Regions from separate parts of the Homo sapiens genome. Here all the other regions are linked to region 1. Evidence: read pairs that join two places in POLR2A ChIA-PET (ENCODE). Cell type or tissue: MCF 10A. All regions are shown on one strand.

The links. Peaks named below come from ENCODE experiments on the same cell type or tissue, not always from the same donor. Only the 100,000 strongest peaks of a DNase experiment are listed, where the experiment ranks them.
Region 2: POLR2A ChIA-PET joins it to region 1 with 11 read pairs; 3 of 35 experiments call an interaction of 5 or more read pairs at or near these places.
Region 3: POLR2A ChIA-PET joins it to region 1 with 13 read pairs; 7 of 35 experiments call an interaction of 5 or more read pairs at or near these places.
Region 4: POLR2A ChIA-PET joins it to region 1 with 42 read pairs; 4 of 35 experiments call an interaction of 5 or more read pairs at or near these places.
Region 5: POLR2A ChIA-PET joins it to region 1 with 22 read pairs; 7 of 35 experiments call an interaction of 5 or more read pairs at or near these places.
Region 6: POLR2A ChIA-PET joins it to region 1 with 18 read pairs; 4 of 35 experiments call an interaction of 5 or more read pairs at or near these places.
Region 7: POLR2A ChIA-PET joins it to region 1 with 32 read pairs; 4 of 35 experiments call an interaction of 5 or more read pairs at or near these places.

Annotation. Positions count from the first base shown.
Region 1 is chr5:172,731,625-172,735,624 of GRCh38, reverse strand. No RefSeq gene overlaps it. Among named protein-coding and RNA genes, the nearest start is that of DUSP1, 38 kb to the left of the region's middle. In MCF 10A, a CTCF peak has its summit at 2,279; DNase peaks (open chromatin) are centred at 1,834 and 2,304.
Region 2 is chr5:172,885,321-172,889,320 of GRCh38, reverse strand. It overlaps ERGIC1 (endoplasmic reticulum-golgi intermediate compartment 1), which reads right to left. Exons shown (of 10, transcript NM_001031711.3): 2 at 561-622. Among named protein-coding and RNA genes, the nearest start is that of MIR10523, 28 kb to the left of the region's middle. In MCF 10A, no CTCF peak of the experiment used is centred here; a DNase peak (open chromatin) is centred at 2,170.
Region 3 is chr5:172,798,849-172,802,848 of GRCh38, reverse strand. No RefSeq gene overlaps it. Among named protein-coding and RNA genes, the nearest start is that of DUSP1, 30 kb to the right of the region's middle. RefSeq lists a cis regulatory region at 1-592. In MCF 10A, no CTCF peak of the experiment used is centred here; DNase peaks (open chromatin) are centred at 38, 1,438 and 2,468.
Region 4 is chr5:172,902,910-172,906,909 of GRCh38, reverse strand. The region is part of intron 3 of ERGIC1 (endoplasmic reticulum-golgi intermediate compartment 1); the gene reads right to left. Among named protein-coding and RNA genes, the nearest start is that of MIR10523, 10 kb to the left of the region's middle. RefSeq lists a silencer at 2,010-2,304 and enhancers at 1,127-2,326, 1,807-2,764. In MCF 10A, a CTCF peak has its summit at 3,831 (motif pointing right); DNase peaks (open chromatin) are centred at 1,819, 2,119, 2,879, 3,829 and 1 weaker place.
Region 5 is chr5:172,981,804-172,985,803 of GRCh38, reverse strand. ATP6V0E1 (ATPase H+ transporting V0 subunit e1) reads right to left here and starts at 2,033. Exons shown (of 4, transcript NM_003945.4): 1 at 1,840-2,033. The coding sequence starts at 1,943. RefSeq lists a silencer at 1,979-2,158 and an enhancer at 1,924-2,218. In MCF 10A, a CTCF peak has its summit at 1,344; DNase peaks (open chromatin) are centred at 955, 1,293 and 2,093.
Region 6 is chr5:172,897,835-172,901,834 of GRCh38, reverse strand. The region is part of intron 3 of ERGIC1 (endoplasmic reticulum-golgi intermediate compartment 1); the gene reads right to left. Among named protein-coding and RNA genes, the nearest start is that of MIR10523, 15 kb to the left of the region's middle. RefSeq lists an enhancer at 1-99. In MCF 10A, no CTCF peak of the experiment used is centred here; DNase peaks (open chromatin) are centred at 574, 1,624 and 3,994.
Region 7 is chr5:172,867,659-172,871,658 of GRCh38, reverse strand. All of the region lies in intron 1 of ERGIC1 (endoplasmic reticulum-golgi intermediate compartment 1), which reads right to left. Among named protein-coding and RNA genes, the nearest start is that of ERGIC1, 35 kb to the right of the region's middle. In MCF 10A, no CTCF peak of the experiment used is centred here; DNase peaks (open chromatin) are centred at 1,138, 2,338 and 2,968.

The DNA of each region.
Region 1 (4,000 bases):
GGGCTGGAACCCTGCCCATCTCTGGGGTTTGCCTCTGTGACCCTGCTCTGTTCCCACCTTCCCCACCACGGCCTCCATCCCTTCCTGCAAGTGGATCAGCCCAAACCCTGGAGCTGTGTTGATGACTTTATCTCCCTCCCACCTAGGCCTGCCTCGCAGCTCTTCCTCCAAAATATATGCTGGCTCGGCTGCCGCCCACCCCTCCAGGGCCCACCCCTCAGGACTGCCCAGTTGTCTCTCGCCTGGCCTCAAGTCCCTGCTGGGCTTCCATCCTTGGCCACAAGGCAGCCAGAGGGGTCCTTTGAAAATATGGCTCTGAGAGTCCCACCTCCCCAACACGCTTGGGGGACACCTCCAATGCCTGGCTGGTACACCAAGCCCTAGCTGCTCAGGCCCTGCCACCCCCTCCCTGCCTTCACTCTCTTTGCTTTACCCTGCAGGCCTCCCTCCCAGGTGCCCGCAGAGCCTGGGCACCTGCCCCACAGTGCCAGCATCTCCCCCAGGTCTCTGCCCAAATTCACCTGCTCAGAGAGGCCTTCCCTGGTCTCCCCAACTGGCCCCCATACACACAAACACACACACACATGCACACACACATACATACACAAATACACATAGATATACACACAAACACACACTTACACATACATACACAGGCACAGCATACACACACAAGTCCACATACATACAATATGCCGTCATAGAGCTTACACTTTAGAGAGATGGACAATATTGTAAAGTTTATAAATAAGTGATTTGTGCATTTCATACATAAAATTAAAAAAGAATATAATTTTGGGTGGAAATAAGCACTTTAAAAAGCTAAGGAGGTGGCTGGGCGTGGTGGCTCACACCTGTAATCCCAGAACTTTGGGAGGCCGAGATGGGTGGGTCACCTGAGGTCAGGAGTTCAAGACCAGCCAGGCCGCCAACATTGTGAAACCCCGTCTCTATTAAAAATACAAAAATTAGCCAGGTGTGGTGGCCGGCGCCTGTTACCCCAGCTACTTGGGAGGCTGAGGCAGGAGAATCGCTTGAACCTGGCAGGTGGAGGTTGCAGTGAGCCAAGATTGCGCCACTGTACTCCAGCCTGGGCAACAGAGCAAAACTCTGTTTCAAAAATAAATAAATAAATAAATAGGAGGGAAGCAATAAAGAAGAGACTAAGGTATATATGTCACACACACACATACACACACACACACAGCCTAGTCCCCTCTTCATCTGTTTTCTTAGTTTTTTTCAAAGTGCTCATTTCCACCTGAAATTATACTCTCTGATAATTTTATTTATGAAATGTATAAATCAATTGTTTCTAAGCTTCACAATATTGCCTGTCTCACTGAATGACAGCACAAATATCGTCTGCAGGAGAGAAGGAAGGAAAAAGGAAGAAAGGAAGGAGGGAAGGAAGGGAGGGAGGGAGGGTGGATCAGATCTGGCTGGGCAGAGACAGCAAGGAGGGGAGAGGTGAGCCCGTGCGGGGATATCTGGGGAACAGCCTGGTCTGGCTGGCTCAGAGAGGGTGCAGGGCACTGTGGGACATGAGGCTGGGGGATGACTTTTGGAACAAAATGTGTGGAGCCTTAAATGCCAGAAAAGAGAGCTGTGGAACCAAGGGGCAGATATGCGTTTTTGACCTTAAACCTTTTTCCTCACCCTGGAAGGCAAGTTAGTGTCTAGAAAGAACAGCGGATTCCTCAGGGTCCAGTCCTGTAGAGCTGCTCATATTCCAGCCTCCAGCCCACAGCCGGGGAGGGTGTGGACTCGGGGAGCTGGGGCCAGGGAGGAACTTGCAGCGTAACACCCTCTGGAATGCTGTGGCTGCAATTAACTCGCTCCAGATTCACTCAGTTCCCGTCAGAACATGAAACCAGAGGGAAAAAACCCATGAGGCCCGGACTGATCAGCACAGAACTTAGCAACCGCACAACAAGCTGCAGCTGACCCGTCCCTGGAGCTGAGGTGCTTTCCGGCCAGGCCCAGGGGTTAGGAGCTGGGAGCTGATCTGCTGCTTCTGGCTGGCTTGAGGAGCCCGAGGCCCACCCCAAGACCTCAGGAGGTCCACCTGGCCGGCGCCAGTTGGGTGAAGCTGTGGCTCAGGCTGGACACAGAACCACAAGGGCTCCTGGGAATGGCTTCACTTCCCCATTCCACCACGTGGAGAGACTGAGAAGGGTATTGTTGGCTGGTCCCTGCTCCCAGACTCAGTCACCCTGGACATCCTGGTTTGCTCTGCTGGTTCATGGGTTCACTAGCTCCACACCCTTGCCAGGAGCCCACAAGGGAATCTGGGACTTCAGAGTTTTAGCAATATCCCAATCATCCGGGCATTTCTCAGTGACTCACAGCCTCCCATCTGCTCCATCATTACATCTGGAGGGCCAGGAGCTTGGCCAGCTCCTGACCCAGTTCCTCCATCCTGCCTCCTCTCTCCCAGGCCAGCTTCACACTTACTGGGCCGGCGTGATTGTACCATAAAATATCTCAAGCATATGGAAAAGTTCAGAAAATCATGTTTCGGCCAAACAGCCGTCACTCCTGTTTAATCCTTAATGATCTGCCTGATTTGTTTCAGGGGGTGATGGTGGGGTGTCCCCAGGCCTGTCTGGGGAGGAAGCCCACCAGCAGAGCTAGAGAAGGCTCTGGAAGGGGCAGTATCTTTGTGTGCATTCCAATGCCTATCACATCCGTCGTGGATGTCTAGCAGGTCTCTGACAATAGGCCTGGCATCATAGTAGGTCCTCAGGGAGCAGTGGTTTTCCTGATAGTGTTGCGTCCCACCTGAAAGCCAGTGAGGCAGGCAAGTAGTCTGCAAATGAGGAAAGAGAAGCCCAGATTGGGGCTCAAGGTCACTCAGCCAGAAAGGGGACCAGGACAACGAGCCAAGGCCTTGTTGGGAGCAGAGCGATGACAGCCACTGATGGGCCCCTCTTCCCCCAGTGCCATCCCTTCCTGGGGGTACATGGAGGAGGGCCATCTCCAGGATGAGCCCTTCGGAGGGGAGGCTGAGGGCACCATCCAGCTGGAGAGCAGGGCTTGTGGGAGAAATGGCCTGGATTTCTCTGATGCAGCCATTTGGGGGATTGGAGGCAGAGGCTTCTCCAGGGATGGGGGTCTCCAGGCTCGCTCTGACGACCCCTCCCTCCCTCTGCAGCATCTGTAGTTGGGTCTGCTTGAAACTGCTCCTCGCCCTGCCCGAGTGACGGGGAGTCAGAACAATCTCTTTACAGCTGGGGGCCCAGAGGAGGAGTGGGTCTGGGGCCCAGAGGAGGAGTGGGTCTGGAGCCCAGAGGAGGAGTGGGTCTGGGGTCCAGAGCTCGGGGATGCCAGTTCCCGCATCTGTTTGCTCGACTCCAGAGTGCCTTGACCTAGTCCATAGCGGTTCAGTGCAGCTCACTAAGGATGGCCACCCGTGCTATCCTCCAAGCTGTCACAGGTACCAGGTAAGAGGTAGGGCAGTGGGAGGGGGGGATCCTTCTGGAACCCCAGTCCCCAAGATGGGAGTCCCTGGCCACCACTTCTGAGCTGTGTGGCCCCGGACAGGCAGTTTCTCCTTACTGAGGCTCAGTTCATCCTGTGTGCGCTGTGGGGGTGATGAATGTGGCACATCCCTGGCACCCCAAAATGACGGCTCTTATTACAGTGGAAAGTCCGGGCACACCTGCTACCCTCCCCCCACTGTGTTGTTCTAGAACATTGGTTCTCAAAGTGTGGTCACCGCACCACCCGCAACAGTGTTGCCCAGGAACCTGTTAGAAATGAAAATTCCCCGGCCCCACCTCAGAACGACTGAATCAGAAACTCTGGGGTGGGGCCCAGCGCTCTGTGTTGAACAAGCTTCCTGGGGATTCAGATGTGCACTCAGGATTGGGGACCACTCCTTTAGGTCATCCACATAACCACGACACTTCCCTGCTCTAAACCCTTCCATGGCTCCCAACTGCTTTCTGGATAAAATTGAAAGGCTCTAACCAGCATTCAAAGCCCTCCCCTTGTG
Region 2 (4,000 bases), 150 kb before region 1:
CCAATTCCTCTCCCAGGGGCAGCTACTGTTTTTTTTTAGATGGAGTCTCGCTCTTGTTGCCCAGGCTGAAGTGCAATGGTGTGATCTCGGCTCACTGCAACCTCCACCTCCCTGTTTCAAGCGATTCTCCTGCCTCAGCCTCCCGAGTAGATGGGACTACAGGCATGTACCACCATGCCTGGCTAATTTTGTATTTTTAATAGAGACGGGGTTTCAGCATGTTGGTCAGCCTGGTCTCGAACTCCTGATGTCAATTGATCCACCCGCCTTGGCCTCCCAAAGTGTTGGGATTACAGGCGTGAGCCACCGCGCCCAGCCTGGCAGCTACTCTTGACAATTTCTTTCATGTCCTTCCAGATGGTGCCTGTGCCTTGAGGGGTTACAGTGAGGATAGAGAGTAAGTGAGGAAATGCTTGAAGGGCCCCCGCAAGATGCTCAGCATTTCTTTCCTCCCTCCTGTCTTTCCTTCTTTCCTCCCTGGCCCAGATGATCTGCACAGAGAGAGCAGGCACAGGCAGTGGAGATGGGGCAGAGGGCATGGCCAGAGGTTGGCTACTCACTAATGGCCCCGGTGTACGTTGGCTGCGTAAGGTCCTTGGGCACCTTCCTGTAGATGTCAAACCTGTGGAGAGCAAATGGAACAGGAGTGAGGTGGGCACAAAGGGTGGGTCTCAAGGCAGCAGGCAGTGGTGCTGGCTTGTGTGACACATGGTTCAACAAACCATGGTTCTTCCCACAGTTTTTCTGCTCTTTCAGGACACTTTCTCCAAGATGCTTCTCTGATGGAACCCCTGCTCCCCACAACACCCTTAGATCACATCCCCTTGTCATCTCTTCTTCATAACATTTCTTTTTTTTTTTTAAACAGGGTCTCGCTCTGTCACCCAGGCTGGAGTGCAGTTGTGCAATCTTGGCTCACTGCAACCTCTGCCTCCCAGGTTCAAGTGAGTCTCGTGTCTCAGCCTCCCAAGTAGCTGGGACTACGGGCATGTGCCACCATGCCTGGCTAATTTTTGTATTTTTGGTAGAGACGGGGTTTTGCCATGTTGCCCAGGCTGGTCTCGAACTCCTAAGCTCAACCGATCTGCCCACCTTGGCCTCCCAAAGTGCTGGGATTACAGGCGTGAACCACCAGATGACCCTCCCACTCATCGGTGGGTCTTCCATCAGAGTGTAACTTCTGCGAGAGCAGGGGCCTAGTTAGGTTTTGTTCCCTGCCACGTTCCCAAACCCTAGCATGGGCCTGGTGCAGAGTAGGCACTGGATAATTATGGAATGTATGGAACCCCTGAATCGGGGGTGACTCTGACGCTAGAGGAAGCAAGGAAACGCACAGCCCTGCTCGAGTTATGTGACGATGCTGCATTCTTGCTCCACGTCACCTCTCCTCCCCCTCTTCCCTTTCCTGCCTCCTCCTGTTTCCACTCCGGCTGCACCCCCCAGCTCCTGCTGTCTGCCTCATGGAGACTCTTCTTAAGAATGCTAAGGCATGAGGTTAACAGAAAGTCCTGCCAGGAGCCCACGGTCTTAGCATCAGCTGGTGATGGCTCTGGTTCCTGTCTTGTGTGATTTCTTTCCCTCACAGAAGCAGACAGATGTCTTTCTTTCCTATGGATCCCACCAGAGCACAGGGAAATCGTGTGGTGTAGTGGGAGAATTCAGGGTTTTGGAAATCAGACAGACACAGGTTTAATTCTGGCTCTGCTTCAGCTATTTAAGAGTTAAGACCCTGGAATCAGACTACCCTGGTTCAAATCTCGGCTGGTCCTCTCGTTCACCATGTGACCTTCAGCAAACGACTTCACCTCTCGGAGCCTGTTTCCTCCTTTGTAAAAATGGGACCATTAGTACTAGACCCTGTGAGGCCACGGAAAGGAGTGAGGGAAAGAAGTGTCTGTAAAGGATGTGACGCAGAGAGCTCGCAGGGGAGGCTCCCCACACACTTGGCTTCGTTTCCTTCACTTGAACCTGCGTAGCAGACAGTTCTCCCACAGCAGAGTTTGATCGACAGAACCCTCCTTAGTCCACACGGCATCCCAGCTCTCAGACAGAACTTGACTTGCTGGAGAGGCCGGCGGCTCCAGCCCTTGGGGGTGACAGGCTGGTGTGCGGTTCCTCTTTGGTGATTGGGAAACAAGAGTATGCCCAGCTAAACCCGACGCAATGCCTTGGAAACCTTGCGTAAGGGCCGATGCTTGAATCAGTGTGCTCACCCTAATTACACGTGAAACATGCTCAGTTTCCTAAGACCTCAGGGGAGAAAAATTCCTGCGGGCTGCCAAGTTCAAAGGTACCACTTTCTCTGCCGCCTGCTTAGCTCCCAGTCACCTGTGCTTGTGCCCCTGAGGGTACTAGAAGCTGGGGCTGGGGTGTGGTCGGGAGGTTGGGGGTCTCTGCAACTCACCTGTCCATATTTACTCATATCCCTTAGTCAGAAAGTGGGGGCCGCTTTAACACTGAGAGGTGTGTGAGAGGTAAGAGCATGTGCTGTGGAATCAGATGCCTGGGCTCAACTATGACCACTACTGTACCACCCTGGGACCGTCACTTAACCTCTCTGTGCCTCAGTTTCTTTGTCTATAAAGTGGGGGCAACAACAGTAACTATCTCACAGCATGGTGGTGAGGCTCAAATGACTGAGCACATATAAAGTACTTAGGCAGAGCCTGGCACCCCAGAAATGCCACGTGGATATTTGTGGTTACTATTATTATTAACGCTTGTTTGACAAACATTTACGCAGTGCCTACTAACACACCCCCTCTTTTAGGCCCTTAGGCAAGGAGATAAAAATCAACCCTTGGCCCAGTGAGTTTGTAGTTTAGCGGTAGAGGCAAAGAAAGGGAAGGAGAAGGTAGTGGCATCCTCATCACGAGGTGCTGGATTAACTCAGGAGGGGGTACCTGACTTGGCCTGGGGTCCTCGGTGAAGCTTCCTACAGGGGGTGATGTGTGCACAGAGCAGGAGGGGGAGAAGATGGATGGGTGGAGGGAAAGAGCAGCCCAGGCAAGGAGAGGAGCAGAAGCAAAGACAGAGTAGGACCGAATCTGGGAAGCTGGGCGCTGTCCTCTCTCCGGCACAGGGTACAGCCCGATGTGCAGGGAGAGGAGGACGGAAAACTGGGGCGGGGCTGGAGGAGAGGGTCCTGAGGGCCAGGCTGTGGCTAGGGAGTCTCACACCAAGTGTCGATGGGGGCCGGCGGGCGGTCTACTGTGGGAGACTGTGAGAGGTCAGCAAATTTGGGAGGTAGGGGTGGGGAGAGGGAATGGAGAGAAAACAAACCAGCAGGCGGCCATCACCGAGCCCCAGCTGACACCTGCCAGGTAGAGATGCGGGCTCAGGAGGCCAGACCTTCTGAGTGTCCAAGAGAAGCCAAAAATGTGGAATTTTACATGGAAGTTCACCATTCTCAAATGCTGGGCCAACACTCTACAGGACAAATGAGACGCGTCTGCAGATGACATGAGGCCTGGGGCCTAGGCGGTGACCATTTGAGCGGAGAGGCCTTGCGGAGCTGGAAGAGGATGTGGTCCGCCTCGTGTCATAGGAAGGCCAGCCTGGGCCAGTGGGGAGGGCATGTGGGTTCTCCTAAGACTGGAGAAATGAGCAGCAGGAAAGGGCTGCAGCGGGAGGGGTCTCGTCCTCACTCCACCCCAACTTCGTGTTAGACCTTCAGAAAATCCCTGGCCCTTGCTGGGCCTCAGCTTCTCTGAGTATGAAATGAGGGGGTGCACAGGGGATCTAAAAGTTCCCATGCAGATTAAAGCATGACAGCCGTGTCCTGGGGCTCGATACCCCAGGTGGCTAACAGCCCAGCTTTTGTCCAGGTCACCATCAGGGACCGACAAGCAGAAACTGGGCCTCGCAGTTTAAAAAAATACAGAAACTGCTGTACACGATGGCTCTTGCCTGTAATCCCAGCACTTTGGGAGGCTGAGGTGGGAGGACTGCTTGAGAATAGGAGTTTGCGACCAGCCTGGGCAGCATAGAGAGACCTCAT
Region 3 (4,000 bases), 67 kb before region 1:
AATCTCCTCTTCTTATAAGGACACCAGTCATTGGATTAGGGCCCACTGTGATGACTCATTCTAACTTAACTGCCTCTTTAAAGGCCTTATCTCCAAATACATTCACATACTGAAGTATTGGGGGTTAGGGCTTCCACATATGAATTTTGAGGGGGTAGCAATTCAGTCTATAACACTGTCCCAGTTCTTCAAAAGCCTGGTTCTAGCTGGGCATGGTGGCTCACACCTGTAATCCCAACACTTTGGGAGGCTGGAGTGGGAGGATCGCTTGAGCCCGGGAGTTTGAGACTAGACTGGGCAACAAAGTAGGGCCCTGTGTCTACAAAAAAACACAAAACAAACAAACAAACAAAATAAAAGTCTGATTCCTTCCTCCTCAGGATCTAAATATTAGCCTCAGGTGACTTCACTTCCTGGAAGCCATCCCTGGTCACCCCCATCCCATCAGTCCCTCTGTACCATAAGGCCCTGCTGATTTTTTCCCTTATGTACAATCTATTGTTACCACATTTGCCTATCTGCCTACTTGTTTATTGTCTATATCCCCTAGTGGTATCCTGGCAAATATTTAACATCGGCTTTTGGGTGCAGGATGGTTGTGGGTAGTGGGGAGGCTGCCTTACAGCGTCTGCCAATTTCTGTGGTGTAAACATACCCACTGTGGCCAATTTCAAACTACCAAAGTGATGTCACATGGCTGTCCAAATTCCTGAAAATCTAAAACAACCTGTTCTTGTGAGCAGGTGCAGTCTGGCTCCAACTCTCCCACTACCAGGTAGACTCCACTGAGGGCAGGAGCCTTGCCTTCTTCTTCGTAGTCAAGTCTCTAAGGTCTAGGACAGTTCCTAGATCAGAAATATGGCTCAACAACTTGAATTCATTCTTGAATGAATAAGTTAAATTCTTAATCCCAATCTGAAGACCTCCCATGAGTTTGCCCTTTTGGCCACCCTCATCTCTTTGCTGGCCCTTTGGCTGCCTGGGCCCCTTTACTCCCCAGATGTTGTGGTGCACCCCTGGCTATGTCCAGGTTCCCCAAAGGCCACATGTCCTTTCACTCCTCTCTTCCCAGACAGCCCTGAACCTGGATGACTTCTATTAGCCTTCCAGATGCAGCTGATGGCAGGCAATGTTTTTCTTAGCCCTGTGGGGTGACACGATCCCTGGGCTCACCAATTCCCTGGTGCCACCTTCTCTCTGGCCCCTGATCATGGTGGCTGCTTCTTCCTCTGCCTCCCTTGGGGCTCCTGACCCAATTTCCTGGCACACAGCAGGGCTCATGTGAGTAAGTGAAGGCATATGGCAGAATACCAGTTATGGGGCAGGGGTAGAATTGGTGCGGTGGGGAGTACTCACCTACGGCACAATTTGACCAAAGGCTGTACTCGCCCTGAAAGAATGAAGAAATTCTCCATTCATGAAAGTATGAAGAAACTGATGAGCAATTAAATGCCTGAGCCCAGAGTAATGATGATTAAGGAATGCTGGAAAAGGCATGATTACAAGGCTCTGACAGCATTTGAAAGTTCTAAGTTCCAGTGAGTTCAGGAGAGTGCTTTGGGTGGGCAGGGCCTGACTGTTATCAGAGGATGCTAGGCCCCTCGTTCCTGACCCATTAGATCACCAAGAGCTGAGAGTAAGGCAAGTTGTCACCATTTGTGCCCCACCTTACCTCACTGCATTTTTTTTTTTTTTTTTGAGTGGAGTCTCATTCTGTCATCCAGGCTGGAGTGCAGTGGCACTATCTCGGCTCACTGCAACCTCCACCTCTCAGGTTCAGGTGATTCTCCATCTCAGCCTCCCGAGTAGCTGGGATTACAGGTGTGCGCCACCATGCCTGGCTAATTTTTTTACATTTTATTTTTAGTAGAGAGGGGGTTTCACCATGTTGGCCAGGCTGGTTTCGAGCTCCTGATCTCAAGTGATCCACTCACCTCGACCTCCCAAAGTGCTGGGATTACAGGTGTGAGCCACCGTGCCTGGCCCTCACTGCCTTTTGAGAAGCAATTTGACCTGAAGGATGAGAAGGACCATGGGAAGATGTGGGGAAGGGGGTTCTTGCTGGTGGGTTCTTAAGGCAGGAGAGTGTGTTCTGTAAAATGGGATAACAATAAAGATTGCCTCCTACAGTGACAGAGAGGATGAAATGAGATATCATCAGCACAGTGCTTGGGACAGAGCTTGGCTTCCGGTAAACACTCACTGAATGCGGGAGGACAGTGTTCGCATGCGTTTGGCCACCAGAATGTCACCTTCCTGAGGCAGGGTCTCTATATCTGTCCCAGCTATATTTCCAGAGCCTAGAAACAGTGCCTGGCACCCAGTCGGCACTCAATACATGCTTGTTGAAGGCATGAGTGAGCTGATTACATAACCATCTTCTGGTAACAAACCCAGGGAGAGAGCTCCAGTGCCCCGGCGCTTGGTTCCCACGGCTCAGTGCCGCAATCTGTTTATTTCCCCACTCACCCTGCGCAGCCCTAGCAGGCAGTGACTGCACAGAGCTGATGACTCGGCCTAGTACTTCTCTAAATGCTGCCTGGGGCTGGTGGAATCTCCAGGGCCTGGCTCATCAGGGTGAGCTGATGACTTGGGGCCCAGTGCGGCCCACTTTCCCGTTAGCTCAGCCCGGGTCAGCGGGCTGGCTCAACCTTCGGGTTCTGTCCGGGGAAGGGAACAGAACATTCGGCCCCAGGCAGGAAAGACGTTGCACAGGCCCCTGAGAAGCGAGCCCTGGCCTGTCCCACTCCACTGCCTCTCTTTGTTTGTAGCTCACTTCTCTCCTCCCTCTGACCCTGAGGCTGCCCTCATCCTGGAAGATGATGGGGCTGTCCCGAGGAATATAGGCTTAGAGCTGGGGGCAAATTGATGGACGATCTAACAGTACCAATGTGCTGGACCCACGCTCAATCACTTAACTGAGCACTTACTCTGTGTCTGTTCCTATGCTAAATGAAAAGGTTGAATTTCACTTACTCTAAAGAAACACCCAACTATTTCCCAAATACTCTGTTCTTTGATGCCGCTCGGCCTTCACATGGGTTGTTCTTGTTTCAAATGCCTTTCCTGGTAAGTACTCAACCTTCAGCACCCAGCTCCTCTATCACCTCCTCTCAAAAGCCTTCCCCAGCTCACCCAAGACAGTAAAACCACAGTCTTTCCTGGGACCCCCAACATTTAGGCTTGCGCGTCTGTCTCGCACTGCGCCGTGGCACCTCCAAAGCCCAGGCTGGGCTCCATTCTTCTCTTGATCCTGGGGGTCCTTCTCCATGCCCAGCACACAACAGGGGCACTGCAGATGTTGGCTCCTCCCTTCCCAGTCCCTGGCCACTTCCTTTCCATCTCTGTATGCCCCTCGTCCCTTTGTCTGTGTATCATATTTTTGTTTTCATTCTAAGAACAATGCTCATCCTGTTATAGTTATTTGTTAATGTAAGTGGAATGACACAAATGAATCAATGACATTTGTCATTGTCTGGCAGGACACCACACAGGAGGTGTTCAATTATTTGCCTAATAGAATCCATGGTCACCTCCAGCAAGAAATCATCAGAATAGGTAGAGAAGGAGAGGATGAGGCCAGGACAAGGAGGAGAACAGAAGGTGCTGGAACTAACATTTTCTGACCTATGTGTGTCAGGCGTGTTTCATTTATTTCTCACCATAATCCTATTATGATCACCCTTCTTATGGATGGAAAATGAAGGCACAGAGAGGTGAGGTGACTTGCCCAATATCACACAGCAAGTGAGTGGCAGAGCTGGGGTTTGAGCCCCGTCTACCAAGCCCCACCCGTTGGACAGGGAAGGTGGAGTGTGCCTGTCGCAGAAGAGTGCGCAGAGAAGCAAGGAGAGACTGCAAGACACTGCAGGGAGAATGAATGGGTCAGACCCAGACCCCGGGCTGCACAGTCCCTGCCTTCCAGATGTTCTCTGTCATGGCTCCCCGGACAGATGCCCCCTGGCCCGTAGAACCGCCCCAGACTCCTCCAACACACTTA
Region 4 (4,000 bases), 170 kb before region 1:
GGTGTCTTGAGGCATCCCCAAGTAGCTGCTGGATGTCTGATGGCCGCATCTGATTCCCCGATAATGCCCCCCACCCAGAGGGAACCAAATCTAAAGGCCTGGCCTAGGGGGCGGCTGAAGGGGCAGTGCTTCAGGTGGCTGGGCTGTGGTTATTTTAAACATTTATTAGGCCCCTTGGGTCCAGTCCCTAGGCTATAAATAAAAGAGAACTGCCCTATCTAAGCAATGAAGACTCCAAGAGAGCTTTGTAAATGGCCACATCTTAGGGAAAGAATGAGTCAGACCAAGGCAAAGGAATTTCGTTTTTACTAAGACCACATCTTTGCGCCCCTAGCACCCGGTGTGATGCTGTTCACAAGGAACGGTGGGCTCTGAAAAGACACCTGGGGCTTCTCTGTGGGGCCCACAAGGATATTCCCAGAGACAAGAGTGCAACAGATGGGCCTCCACTCGTTAAGCTGGGGGAGGCCTACTACGTGCATTCATGCTGTCCCATGTGCGCCTGTGAAATGCCCTGAGCCCCATCTTAAAACCAGGGAACAGGCTCGGAGAGGGTGTGTCCCATCCCCGGAGTCACATGCTAGGAAATGGCCGAGCTAGAATCTCAACCCAGCCTTTCCACAGCTCAGGCTGCCTCCCAGCCCTCTCCTCAGCATCAGGGTCAAGGAAGAAAATGAAGGAGGGCCCTGGTCCTGGGAAGCCTTAGGATGGGAGAGGGGAGACACGGACCTGCGCTTGACCTTGCTTGTAGTGTTGGCCCCAATCAGAGGCCACCAAGAGCAAAGGAGCTGGAGGGAGAGAGGCAAACAGGAGCCCAGGAGGTTATGACAGACAGGACTAGCTGGATTTCCTAGGCCAAATAAGAATTCCTAACCCTAGCTGGGGAAGGTGACCACTCCCACCTTTAAACACCGGGCTTCTAACTCAGCTCACACCTGACCAATCAGGTAGTAAAGGGAGCTCACTGAAATACCAATTAGGCTAAAAGCAGGAGGTAAAGAAACAGTCAAATCAGCTATCGCCTGAGAGCACAGGGGGAGGGACAATGATGGGGATATAAACCCAGGCATTCGAGCTGGATTGGGCAACCCCCTTTTGGTCCCTCCTTTGTATGGGAGTTCTGTTTTCACTCTATTAAGTCTTGCAACTACACACTCTTCTGGTCTGTGTTCCGGCTCGAGCTGAGCTTTAGCTCGTGGTGCTGATCGCAGTCGTCACAGACCCACCGCTGACTTCCACCCCTCTGGATCCGGCAGGGTGTCCGCTGTGCTTATTCAGCGAGGCTCCCATTGCCGCTCCTGATCGGACTAGAGGCTGGCCATTGTTCCTGCGTGGCTAAGTGCCCGGGTTTGTCCTAAATGAGCTGCACACTAGTCGCTGGGTTCCACAGTTCTCTTCCGTGACCCACGGCTTCCAATAGAGCTGTAACACTCACCGCATGGCCCAACGTTCCATTCCTTGGAATCCGTGAGGCCAAGAACCCCAGGTCTAAGAACAAAGACCCGCCGGTAACAGGCCCGAGGAGGATCGGCCTCCCTACAGCCAAATGCTCTGCCTGGCCTTCAGCACCCAATTTCTACCCCAGCTGTAATGTGCAACTCTGGAGAGCTGTTGAGTAATGAAATTGCTGGGTGATTAACACACAGTCAACTAAGGAGAGCCTGGGCTTCCCTTCCCAGCCAGGAAGCTGCCTGAGACTCTTCCTTGAAGCAACTCACCTTTCCCACCTGGCGAGGCTGGGCCTCCGCACAGCACTGAGGGATTGTGGGATGATGTCATCCACTGGCAACCCTCTGGAGGTGACCTCAGCCAAGAGCAAAGTGAATCCCAGGTGTGGCGCCAAGGTGAGCTCACCCACAAGGCCCCAAGAAGCCTCTCCCAGGCGTGGGTCCCTGTCTTCCTAACCAGAATAAGCAGAGAACAGGCTCCGCAGGGCTAGAGGGCCACCCAGAACAAGGGGGCTGCGGTGCTGGGCAGGGACGGCCTGAGGCGCTCTGGCCAGGCTGGTTATGTAAGGCCAGAACTGGCTGCTCCCAGGCTCCTTCCTGGAGGGCCCCAGGCTGTGAGATAAACACAATTCAATCACCTGGGCTGCCTGATGAGGTCAATAAAGCCGCCTTCGCCTTCGTGTCCAAGGCAAATGTTCCAGGGCTGCTGGCTTCCTGCCACCCCAGCCAGCGCCACGAGCTCACCCACAACCACCCCATGGCAGGGGCCTGCCAAGGCTAACTAACTTCATTGGCTAGGGCTGAACTGATTTTAAAAGGCCAACGGGCTGCCAGAAATCAACCCACCTGGAAGAAAAGGAAATGTTTTTTGTGGATTCATTGTGGTTTGAGGACTTCCATGGGCCTGACTCCCCTGTCACCAGTGTGGGCAGTGGGAAGGCCTATGGGGGCAGTGGCAGACCGGTGTGGGCTCACCTCCTGGCTCTGCCACTTAGGAGCTGGGAGACCTAGGACACACTGCTTCACCTCTCTGAGCCTCAGTTTCCTCATCTGTAAAACTGGAAAAGCTTTCAATCGGTTCGAAAATCAGCAAAATTAATCTATGGCAATGGAAGTCAGAATAATAGTGGTGGGGGCTACTGACTGGGAGGGGCTCAAGGGACCCTTCTTTGGTGACAGAATGTATTATGTCTTCATCAGAGTGATGGTTACGTGTGTAAACACAGGTGAAAATTCATCAGGCCTCTACCTTAATATTTGTATGCTTTGCTGTATGTAAGTTACACATACCTCACTAAAATAAGAAAATAAGAAAGGAAAGGAAGGAGGGAGAGAGGAAAGGAGAGAAAAAGAGGAAAATAAGGATAAAGATTCCGTCTACTTCACAGGGCTGCTGGATGACTGCCAGGTCAAGCTGTTGGCTGCCCCAGGGCAGGAGAGTGAGTGAGTGTGTGTATGTTAGTGTGAGTCAATGTGTGTGTGTGTGTGTGTGTATGTGTGAGACTCATCTCTCTCTTGAGGGCCGATTCCACACCCTTCTTGGTAAAGAAAATACAGCAGTGCAGGGGAAGCCTAGGCTACCAGGGTTCGAAGCCTAGGCTACCAGGGTTCAAAGCCTAGGCTACCAGGGTTCGAATCCTGGCTCTGCCACCTCTTGGCTGATTGACTTGGGCAAGGGGCTTCCCATCCATCAGTTTCCCCAGATGTAAAATGGGGACAATCATAGGGGTTGCTATGGGGTTGCTGAGAAGATCAAATGAGAACAAGAGCAATGCTAAGTGTGGTCTTAGTAAACAGTAAGTGCTCAATAAATGTCCATGGTTTTTATCATTATTATTAATATCGATGCTCAAGGAGTTGATCCAGTGTTTAATAAGGGTACTATTCTCCCTTCACGTCGATGAAACCAGGCTCAGAGGAGCACAGCTGGCTGGCCAAGATCATAGGACCAAGAGGAGGCAGAGGCAGGATCTGAGCCCAGGGACAGGGGGCCCAGAGCCCATGCTCTTTCCAAGGCATTGCACTGCCTGGATGGGATGGGAATCGGTGAAAAGCTGAGGGGCCGGTGGCCCTCAGTGGACATGTGATGCAGGCATCCTAGTCCTTTTTCATAATCTTCAGGTGTGTCCCCTCCCACCAGGGCCCAGGTGCCTGCAGGGTACAGGGGTGCTTAGGGGTCCAGTTGCGTCTGTCCCACAAGCCTCTCCCACTCCCGTCAACACCCCCAGGACGAGGGCTCCCTGAGCCTCAGCACAGAGCGTGTGCTCACAAACTTCAGTGGAATGAGCCTGAGTGGAGGAGGGAGTCCTCAGCAGAACTCCCAGGATGCAGGGAAGGCACGCGCTGGTGGAGCAGTCGGGAGCACATTCCAGGTGGGGGACGCCAGATGGCGTCAGGGAGTCAGGCGAGTGCGTGGGAGGGTGGGGGTGTGGGTGGACAGTGGCCTTGTAGGGAGAGGTACGCAAGGGCCTGGGGAGGTGTGGGTGGGGGGAGTGTAAATGGAATGTGGTGGAGGGCCTTGAAATTCTAGTCTGAGGCATGAGTTCGATGAC
Region 5 (4,000 bases), 250 kb before region 1:
ATATATCACTAGCTGGTCAAATACCTGAATCATGACACTCTCTAGGGCTAAGTGGAAACAGGATGGGTTTCATTACCCTGGATAATGGCAATGACATCCCAAGGAAGGGGAGAGAATGGTCTTTAAGAAAGGAATTGTCAGTGCTATTAGTACATTAATAAATGCTTCTTTGAGTACAAAGGCCATAAAGGCAGACAGTAGGGTAATGAAACAGTTGAAGATATAAACACAACAAAGAAGCACTTTGTTGTTCGCTAACTCCAGTAGGAAAAACAAGTCTAATTAACTTTGGTAAATACAATTGCTTTAATAATGCCAGAATTCTGACTCTGTCCATCAACCTCTATAGGTAGGAGAGATGACCCCATATAACTGGTGTTACCAGGGAGGAGGAACTTGATACTTAAAAATGATAAAAATTCATCTACCATGTATCTTTTAAAAAAAAATAATTTTAGACTAATAAAGCAAATGTATCCCAGGGAGCAAAAGGGGTTCAGGTCACAAAATATTAGGGAAGTAGTAAAAATCTTTTTCTTTCTTTTTTTTTTTTTTTTTTGAGACGGAGTCTCGCTCTGTCGCCCAGGCTGGAGTGCAGTGGCGCGATCTCGGCTCACTGCAAGCTCTGCCTCCTGGGTTCACGCCATTCTCCTGCCTCAGCCTCCCGAGTAGCTGGGATTACAGGCGCCCGCCACCACGCCCGGCTAATTTTTTGTGTTTTTAGTAGAGACGGGTTTCACCGTGTTAGCCAGGATGGTCTCGATCTCCTGACCTCGTGATCCGCCCGCCTTGGCCTCCCAAAGTGCTGGGATTACAGGCGTGAGCCACGGCACCTGGCCAAAAATCTTTTTCTTTTAATAAAGACAATAGAACTATTCACTCAACAGGTATTTATTGGGTGCCTCCTGTGCATACAAGGTACTATGAAAACCAGGCACTATGAAGCCACCAATTAGGTTCAAGAATAAAGCAAGAGATGGTGTTTCTGACAAACTGACTTCAGTCGAAGTTTCACCTCTCATCATCTTGAACTGAGAAAAAAATGACTGAGAAGCAAAAGAGGAACCAGGAAGAGGGTGTTCCAAGGCTCCTTTGAAGATTAAGCCTCTATTTTATACTACAGTTAAAAAGTTTAATTCCAAAAGAGACAAAGCTCTAACCAACAAAGAAGTCTGGAAAAACAAAATCTTTCTTAGCCAATCATTCTAAGCACTTCTTACACTCACATACAAGAGCCGGAGCGCCCTCCAAAAGGCATGACGCAGGGGTTTCTCAACAATACCTCCTGCTCTTTGGTAATTAATCTCGCTTTAGATCAGGCCCCAACCGCCTCCTGGCGCCCACTAGATGCAAGGCCTGGGCTCAATGTTGTCGAAGGAGCTTGTTCTGTACGCAACCGCGACAGCATGGGAGGCAGAGAAGCCAATTTCTGTTTTATTTATTTGATCCTTAAGTTCAGGCAAACGAGGCCTCATGTGGGTGGAAGGCAGGGCTAAAGGGGGACAGTCGACTAGGGACAAACCCCAGTTTCTCCCAGATTCGGCCTGCTCATTTCCGACTGCACCTCCCCACACAGGACTATGATGAGAAAAAATTCCCCTGAAACTCGTTTCCAAGGGGGGTCCACCAAAGGTCACCCTCCACTCGCTCAGGCCGGAGGACACTGAAGCTGCTGCGAAAAGGAACACAAGGAGTTCCGCCGGGTCGGGGGCCTGACTCTGCAGCGCGGGGGGCGCCCATGCAACGTTCTCTGACCCGTGTGGGGGTCGTGCCTTTCCCCGCCCCGGCCTGCTAGCTCCTCACCGCCCGTTCCTCCCAAGGCGGGCCTCACGCACTTACCCCCGGTTAGGACCCTTAGGGATGAACCAAGGCACCAAGAAGCCGACGAAGCCCCAGAACACGCTCATCACAATGAGAGGCACAGTGAGGCCGTGATACGCCATGGTCGCCGCCTGAGCGCCAACCCCTACCCCGTCGCCTCACTCGGATCCCACCAGGAAGTGTCAATAGCTGACCGCGTGACCAGCGTGTGCAAGCCCCGCCTCCCGCGCCCCCACGTGACCCGCGCGCCGGCCTCCGCCCCTCGGGGAGCCCAGAGGCAGAGCCCCGCCTTCGCCTGGCTGTCTCCTGGCTGCAGCTCCTTGGAGGCATGTCGCTCACCCCAGAGCTAGGGATTCGGTCACCCGGGGCTCAGCAAAGTGTTCTGATGAGAACTTGGCCCTTTTAGACAAAGAGTGTAGTTATCTACAGCCTCATCTACTTATGCAACAGACATAGAGAACTTAACAATAGTTGTCCCTTACTATTCTGAATTCCCGTGTGCCTGGCACTGGGCCATGATCTTTAAGTTCATGAGCCCCAGGCCGGGTGCGGTGGCTCACGCCTGTAATCCCAGCACTTTGGCAGGCTGAGGCAGGCGGATCACTTGAGGTCAGGAGTTCGAGACCAGCCTGGCCAACATGGTGTAACCCTGTCTCTACTAAAAATACAAAAATTAGCTGGGTGTGGTGGTGCGCGCCTGTGGTCCCAGCTACTCAGGAGGCTGAGGCAGGAGAATCAATTGAACTCGGGAGGTGGAGGTTGCAGTGAGCCGAGATTGCGCCACTGCACTCCAGCCTGGGCAACAGAACAACACTCTGTCTCAAAAGAAAAAAAAAAAAGTGCATGAGCCCGTGTTGAACTCCTCACTTCAGCCTATGAGGTAATTGTAATTATTATCCCCACTTTGCAGTTGAAGAAACTGAGGCCCAGGGAAGAGGATAAGGATCTTGCCCAAAGTCACATAGTAAGTGGCAGGGCCAGGATTCAACCCCTGATTATCTGATTTTCAAGGCCAGAGCTCTTAACTAGCGCACCACTATTTATCTTGTGTGCTGTGCCAGGCTCTGGAGTTACAGAAGTCAATCAGGCACCCCTGAGGGAGTTCACATTCTGGGGAGCAGATGACCTTGCAAACAGGCGACTCAATGCAGTGTGAAAGTAAGTGGACGACCCTGCAAGGCTTTCTACCCAACTCGTCCTTGCTGAGCCTTGAAAGACAAGTAGAAATTAGCCAGAATGGTAAGAAGAAAAACAGGCCAGGCATGGTGGCTCACACCTGTAATCCCAGCACTTTGGGAGGCCGAGGCGGGCAGATCACCTGAGGTCAGTAGTTCAAGACTAGCCTGGGCAACATGGTGAAATCCCATCTCTACTAAAAATACAAAAATTGGCCAGGTATGCACCTGTAGTCCCAGCCACTCAGGAGGCTGAGGAACAAGAACCGCTTGAATCCCTGGGAGGCAGAGGTTATAATGAGCTGAGATCGCACCACTGCACTCCAGCCTTGGCGACAGAGTGAAACTCTGCCTCAAAAAAAAAAAAAAAAAGAAAGAAAGAAAAAGAAAGGTAAAACAGTTTTGTTTGTTTGTTTGTTTTTTGAGACAGGGCCTTGCTCTGTCACCCAGGCTGGAGTGCAGTGGTGCTCCATAGCTCACTGCTGCCTGGAACTCCCGGGCTCAAGCCATCCTTCTGCCTCAGCCTCCTGAGGAGCTGGGACTACAGGTGTGCACCACCACACCAGCTAATTTTTAAAATGTTTTGTAGAGACAGAGCCTCGCTATGTTGCCCCGGTGGGTCTTAAACTCCTGGCCTGAAGGGATCCTCCACCTCAGCCTCCCAAAGTGCCGGGATTACTGGCATAAGCCACCGTGCTGAGCTGATAAACAGGGCTTAGAACGCTTGCTGAGAATTTTCACATATGTTAGTTATAGTATGCGCCAAGCTTGGAATAGACAAGGAAGCCAGTTCTCAGAGAGGTTGAGGAGCTTGATGATAAAGCTTACAGGTGAAAGCAAGATAGAAAGCAGGTCTTTAAATGCAATGTGCTTTACCAGGGACCATGGTTTCCTTGCAGTAGCCACATTGCATTAACTCCTGATTTCTTTCATCAAGTAGAATGGATTCCTGTATTAAACGGGAAACTGGACCAATAATCTTCAACATCTGTACCAACTTTTCG
Region 6 (4,000 bases), 170 kb before region 1:
GAGCCCAGAAGTTTGAGACCAGCCTGGGTAACATACAGGGAGACCCCTGTCTCTACAAAGAATTAAAAAATTAGCCAGGCATGGTGGCTCATGCCTGTAGTCCCAGCCACTCGGGAGGCTGAGGCAGAAGGATCGCCCTGGAGGTCGAGGCTACATTAAGCCATAATTGAGCCACTGCCCTCCAGCCCGGGCAACAGAATGAGGCCCTGTTTCAAAAAACAAACAAACAAAAAATAAAAATAAAAATAAAGTGCTGACCTAGGTGTTGGCATGCACACTATAAATCCATGAGTTATAGTATGGAAGGTACCATGAGTTATATTACATTATAAACTATCAGTGGAGAGTTCCAGTTACTATATTTTATTAGTATAAATCCTCATGAGGTTAATAATTATTCAGAGCAGTCAGAGACTGGGCAGTCAGAGGCTGGAACATTCTGTGGCCAGGTTGCCTGAGGAGGGGCCTGCTCCCTGAAAACACGGAGTTTCAGAACACTCTGTGGGGCCTCTTTCCCAAGGATAATTAACGGCCTGTCCAAAGCCAGGTTGGAGCCCAACCACCCAAACAAATGTGCCTCCCCCTCACCCCCCACCAGGCCCAGGCCAGAATAAGCGTCTTATGTCACTGATAACCACAGGCTGGGGCTGGAGCCATGTTGATCCAACCAACGGTGACCTCATTTCCTTAAGTTACAATCTCATGGTGGCGGGAGGGGGCACTGACCCCACTGTGGCCACAAACCTGCCACAGAGGGCCAGCCACCCAGAAGACGAGAACTGTGACCTTCAGTTGTTCCCAAACCTGTAGGGCTTCCTGGGGGCCACAAGCTTCTGACAACTGGAAGACCCCAAAGATGTGATGCTTTCTCCTCTCGATTGCTCTGTAAGTCTTAGGGCTCATCCTGCGGAGGCCCTTCGGGCAACTCCTATACCTTAGTAAGGAGGGAAGGGGACATTAGGGTCACTGCATCTTCATAGCTGGAGCATCTGGCCTCAGCTCCGGACAGATCTCTCTATTCATCTCTGCCTCCCTCCCTCTCTCCAGCCGCTGACTTAGCACAGGGTTGGACTCAAGGCAAATGCTCAAAAAATGTCCTCATGTTTTTTTTTGTTTTTTTTTTTTGAGATAGGGTCTCGCTCTGTCTCCCAGGCTGGAGTGCCGTGGTGCAATCATGGCTCACTGCAGCCTGGATCTCTTGAGCTCAAGTGATCCTCCCACCTCAGCCTCCCAAGTAGCTGGGACTACAGGTGTGTGTGTCCACGGCTAACTAATGTTTTTAAAATTTTTTTGCAGAGACAGGATCTCACTGTGTTGTCCAGGCTGGTCTCGAACTCCTGGGCTAAGTGATCCTCTGGCCTTGGCTTTTCAAAGTGCTGGGATTACAGGTGTGAGCCACTGCACCTGGCCCCCTTCCTCCCCTCATCCCTAAGCTTTGTACCTCTCCAGGGACTCGGTGGGATCAGAGCGTCCGGGATGCCGCTGGGAGAGAGGGAGAGGAAGTCCTGGCACGGGGGAATGGGGAGCAGTGGGAACACACTGTGCTCTTCAGAAAGAAGCAGCCCTGCCCTTGGGAAGCTGCATGAGTTGTCTGGGCTTGCTGGAAGGGCCCTTCCCCAATGCTCCCGGGCATTCTGCGGGTGGGGCCCCACCTGCTCGAGCCTCAAGCTGTGACGTCAAAACTCACTTGTTGGCAGCCCATTGCCTCAGTGCCCCACCTCATGTGGGATGAGCTGGGAATGCCACCCCACACGCTGTCAGCAGCAGGCAAGAGAGGCATCTTCTTAACTCAAAGCGGAAGAGGGGACAAGGAATTCACATTCCCTGAGTACTTATATGCCTGGTGCGGAGCGGCCTTAAAACCTTTTTAGAGTTAGATGCAGACTATGTAGGAAATGAATAAATGCACGAAGAGATATGGACCTTATGATATTAAAGTATAGCCGCACTATATTAAGTTAGCTTTCAGCTAAATAATCTTGTTTGATCCTCATAAAATATCATGTACCTGCAGCCATCTCATTTTCTACCTCCTGCCCTGCTTTAGTTCTTGTCTTTGGAGTACTTGCCCCTGATCGATACAGTCTAGTTTTGTTTGCTTGTTGACTGTGTCTACCACTGGCGTTTTCAGCTCCTCCATGTGTGGAGCCACAGAGCAGTGAGTGTGCAGGTCCAGCCCTGGGCTCCACGAGCTCATCATCAAGAAGTGAGTCCCAGGCTAGGCGCAGTGGCTCACGCCTGTAATCCCAGCCTGGGATTACAGGCTGAGGCGGGTGGATCATTTGAGGTCAGGAGTTCGAGACCAGCCTCACCAAAATGGTGAAAGGCTGTCTCTACTAAAAATACAAAAATTAGCTGGACATGGTGGTGCTTGCCTGTAATTCCAGTTACTCAGGAGGCAAAGCACAAGAATCTCTTGAACTCGGGAGGCGGAGCTTGCAGTGAGCCGAGATCACGCCACTGCACTACAGCCTGGACGACAGAGCGAGACTCCGTCTCCAAAAAAAAAAAAAAAAAAAAAAAGAAGTAACTCCCAATTCTACCTGGCAGCTCAGAAGGCCTGGCCCCTCTCCGTCCTGCCTGCTCTACCTCCTACCCTCTCCGCTTGCTCACTTTGACCTGGCTGATTGGCCTTCTTCCTGCCTTCACATACACCAGGTCATCCCTGCCTGAGGCCCTTTGCACCTGCTGGTGTCCTGCCCACAGCACATAAAGCCACCTGCCTGGTGCCTGGTCTCAGCAGATGACACATGTGTGCCTCTGTCACCTTGCTCAGAACATGACAGGCCTGCCAAGCCAAGCAGGTCCCCTCCTAGAGGGTGGGGTACAGCCTGCAGAGGCCAGTGGGTGCCTGGCATACAACAGGTACCTCATAACATTAGCAAGTCTCAACCTCTTGCCGCTCTCCCTGCTTCGAGCTCTGATTCATGATAGGGTGATCCTAAGATGTCCAGTGACTGAGTTGTACAGAGGGGAAGATGCTTGACTTGGACATGGCCATCTCCCATTAGAGGCCTGGGGGGAATAAAACCCCTTCTTCGAACCCTGCATGGCCACAGGGTCATGTCTTGGGAAGCAGACCAACCTCTCCCAGAGCTGGAAGGGAGCTCTGACTCTGGTCTACTCTCCTTCATTTGGCTACCAATACTGAGACCCAGAGGGGTTCGGCAACTTGCATAGGGTCACACAGCAAAGTAGTAATTAAGCAGAGACCTGGCCCTGGGTCTCCCAATGCCTTATCTTGTACTCTTCCCACCACTGTAAAAGGTCCCCTGGGCTTTGGCGCCATCAGGGTTAAAACAGGATCAGAGTGACCAGGAAAGGCAAACTCTCCCATGCCAGGGGAGGGCTGAAAGGTATACCCAGAAACAAGGTGAGACCAGCCCTCCTGTCTCATAGGCCTTTCAGTGTGCTGGTCAAACACATGTGGGCTAGGGAGATAGGCAGGGCTGGGAGCCAGCTCCTAACTGTATGGCTGTGGGCAGGTCCCTCCACCTCCCTGGGCCTCAATTTCCTCTTTGTAAAGAGGGGGCAGCTCCCTCCTGAGGCTGTTTGAGAACTAAAGGTGGTAATGCTTGTATAATGAGAGTCTTCTTGGGCTAAGCAGCTATGTATTTAGTTTCCTATTGTCTTGTGGCTGAGTGGAGGCAAAGGAAACCAAGAAATCCCATTAGTGAAAAAGAAAATTCCAGTGTTGAGCAGGAGAGTGGGTGGCCAGGGCCGAGCTCCGTGATGACTTTCCGGGCTGTAAACACAGAAATGAAGAGGCTTTGAAGCCTCAAGCCAGTGCCAAAGGCAGGAAGCTCCTGGGTCTAATTCCATCACAGAGGGGCGTCCGATGAGGTCGTGACTGCATAATCCTAATGGCATTCTGTTACACACACCCCAGAGCGTTTACTAGGTTATCCAGACAACAGATAATTCTAGGAATCAGGAATGGTTTAACTCTGCGTCAGCCACTGCCAGGAAGCCTGCACCGATTCCTCACCAAGTGTGGGCC
Region 7 (4,000 bases), 140 kb before region 1:
CATCCTCTAGTGCTTACTGTGGACCACACACTGATCTAGGTGCTGGGAGCACATCGGAGGTCAGACACAAATCTCCCAGTCTTCACCTAGATTATCTCCTAGTGGGAGAGACCAACAGTGAATGAACTCATATATGTCAGTGCTGATAAGCGTTATGAAGAAAAATAAAACAGGTTAAGGAAATAGTGTAATGCCAGGGCCCTTCGGATGGGGCTCATCAGACAAGGAGATCATGACATGCAAATGGAGATCGGAATTAAGTGAGACAACAGCCACAGGGATAGCCAGGGAAGAGCATTCCAGGCAGAAGGGACAGCAAGTGCAAAGGCCTCGAGGCAGGGAGCGTATCTGGCAGGTTCCTGGAACAGCAGCGAGGCTGATACAGCTGGAGTGGCCAGTGAGGTCAGAGGTCTCGGGCAATTGAAAACTCAGCTCACGCATCCCTTTCTCTGAGAAGCCATCTCCAATCAGCCTCAGGCCGGATGAAGTGCCCCCACGGGGACCTCTGCAGCCCCTGAGGTCTCCCTGTTACTACCGGGCACATGCGATGATTGATGTCACTGAGCATGCGTGGACTGCATTCACAAACAACAGCACGGCCCACACTGCCTCATTAATACTATTGGTGTCTTCCCCTCAAAGCTGTGAATTCCTCAAGGGCAGGAGGTTGTCTTACGCATCTTGGGGTTCCCCAGGGGCTGGCACTGTGATCTGAAGTGGCGAGCATCATCTTTAAGCAGCAAAAGGCCCGCTGAGCCAGGGAAGACTGTGAGTCTTTCCTGAGCCAAGAGCTCACCTGAGCTGTGCAGGCAAGTACCCTCGGGGAGCCACTTGGCTTCCTCACCACCCACCAGCAATGAGGCTTTGCAGAGGAGATCCAGGCAGGCAGGCGGGGAGGAAGGGAGTGGCTGCGAGAGGGAGGGAAGGGCTCTGCTCCCCGCTCCCCCTGCTAAATTTCCCATATCTGCCTCAACTTGTGCTTTCTTCAACAGTTCATGGCATAACTGAGCCCCTGCTTTGAGGAAAGCCCACATGAGAAAATAAAAATGTAAAACTAATTCATCAGGCAGTTATGATTCATAGAGAGGAAACACCTTTCCCTCTGAAAGAGATTCCAGGAAACGTCAGCATCCCAAGTGAGTTAACAGACCGGAGCGTTGGTCATCTAGCAGCTCACATCAGCAAATGAGAGACAGCCAGGCCTTACATGTGGGACAGAAGTATACTTGTCTGGAGTAGAAAAATGCCTACTGAGAATAGGCAGGAACTGGAAATTAGAGAAGTGGGCTGGGTGTGGCCTGTGGCAAACTGTGGAGTCCATAGAAAGCCTCCCAGCTTGGCACATGGCTGGAACCAAGGGGTCCGAGGGCAGCCCGTTAAGTGAAACCAGAAATCTGGGGAATTAGGTAAAATCACCAATTAAAAAATGATGGCAAGTGTTTCAAAAATAAAATAATACGCAAAGCAAAGGAAACACTTCTGTGGGTCAGATTTGGCCTGAGTATTATCAGTTTGTGAACTTGGCCTTAAATCTTGAACGTGAAGTATTTTTGTATCAGAATAGTCAGTAGAATGAAAGATACAGCAAGAAGAGAGAGAGAGACATAAAAGTTATAGAGCCAGAAGGGAGCTTCAAGATCATGGAGTTCCTGTGTGGTCAAGAGGTTTCATCTCAGGGATCAAGTCTAGTGGCTGCCAGGCTGGTAAGGCTGAGACCCAACTCTGTTGGAGCCCTGAGATAGATTAGCAATGTCTGCCAAGGACATGGGAATAGGAATATTTGCTCTACACTTTCTGGGTTTGATGAGTCCAGATGCATCTTAAAGGCAAAAACTGATCCAGAAAGCTGTACCAAATTCCCTAATGTCACAAGGAAGAACGGGTGTCCCATCTGGGGCTCTTCTCATGACACCCCCAGATGCCCCTAAACATTTTGATCTGCAGTCTACCAAAAACTTATCTTGGAGAGAAGCCATCTCTAAACCAATAATGCAAGTGGATAAGAAAATTTGATTTTTACAGTGATTCATTTTCTCCATGACTTCTTAGAGACAACATCTTTTCTAAATAGCAAGGAGAGTCTGAACCCTGACAAAGCCATCTGAGGCTGCTACCTCTGGCACACGAAATATCCCAGCTGAGGGACCTGAGCCCAGCCGAGGGGTCTGGCGCCAGAGGGAGCCTGGACCCACCAGAGAGCCATGGCTTGCCTCCCAGCTTGGCCCTCCCCATCCCACTCGGTGTGAGTCATGGCTAGCGACTTCAGTGTGCTGGCTGCAGAGTCCTCAGTTTTACTTGGCTCCTGAGCAAAATGTACTTTTCCAAAGGACACTCATTCAACTGAAGCTGAATTTTGCAATTCCCTGGCAGGGGTGAGGCCAGCCTCCCCTGAGCACACGCTGTCCTGGGGAATGGGGACCAAAGAATGTTGTTGTCACCCCCCTCACCTCCTCCTTCCTCCTCCCCAGGGGGGAAGATCTGTCTATACACTGGCAGAGCCCTGGCATGCCTGCCATTCCCTCAGCCTCTGCTAGTCACCCAACAGCAACCATTGCCTCCCTCCAGCTCCCCACGCAAGGTGCACTCCTGAACTGGATTTCAAACTGCACCTGACAGCAGGCCTGGAAGAACCACTGGAGAAGATGATCCCACAGCTAAGCCAGCCCGGGAAGCCCCCGCAGAGTGCAGAGCCACGCCCTGCTGCACATCACTGCTGGGGGTTGTGGTGGCTCAAGCACCAAGTGCATCGTGAACCTGTTTTTCTTTTTTCCCTCTTTTAAAACATAGGCTATATTTTTAGAGCAGTTTTAGGTTTACAGCAAAATTGAGCAGAAGATAGCGATTTCCCATATCCTGCCTGTCCCCACACATGCACAGCCTCCCTCACTATCAACATCCTGTACCACAGGGTTCATTTGTTATGATTGATGAATGAACACTGACTCATCATTGTCTCCCAAAGTCCATACTTGACATCAGGGGTCACTCTTGGTGTTGTACATTCCTTCGGTTTAGACAAATGTCTAATGACACGTATCAATCACTGCAGCATCACACACAGTTTCACTGCCCTAAAAATCCTCCGTGCTCCGCCTATTCATCCCTCCCTCCCGCAACCCCTGGCAACCGCTGATCTTTTACCGTCTCCATAGTTTTGCCTTTTCCAGAATGTCACAGAGTGAAAATCATATGGTATAGAACCTTTTCAGATTGGCTTCTTTCATTTAGTAAGAGGCATGTAAGGTTCCTCCATGTCTTTTCACATTTTTCTAGCTCATTACCTTTCAATCCTGAACAATATCCCACTGTCTGGATGAACCAGTGTGCTTGGTATTTCAATCCCCACGGATTTTCAGAGCCAGGGGCTCTGCTGTCTCATGCATTAGCTGCATGACTTTGGACAGATTTTTCTCTGAACCGCCAGTGTTTTACATCTGTAAAATGGGGTTAAAATACTGCTTACCTCACAGGAGTAAGGATTAAATGCAGAAACGCATGTAAGGCTTGAATGGCAGCTCCCAGCACGTAGCAAGCGCATGGTGGATGTGAGCTGTGATTATCATCATCGCTAGCGCTGCGACTGTCACTACATTCCTGAGCTTTCTATGGCTTCTCTCTTCTGCAGAGCAGCATGGAGGGGAGTAGAGACAACCCAGCTTTCGGCTCAAATCCTGACTCTGCTAAGCAACTGGCTGAATCTCTTGGAGCCTCAGTTTACTCATCAGTAAAATGGGGAGGGGCATTACGTCTCCCTCCTAGGGAGATTTTGAGAAACAAATGAGATCACAAATTGAAATGTAGAAAAAACCCTTGGCATTCAGTAGGTGCTCAAAAAAGGTCAACTGCTCACTGTGAAGGAGAGGTCCTCTGTGCTTCCTGTGAATAGCCCTGCTGAGCGCAGAATGCAGGGAAGGGAAATGGTGGGTATATTTGCAGATGGAAAGGGAAATCTAGACCCACTGCCCAGCACCAGGATTGAGAGCCCCTCTGCTGGTTCATG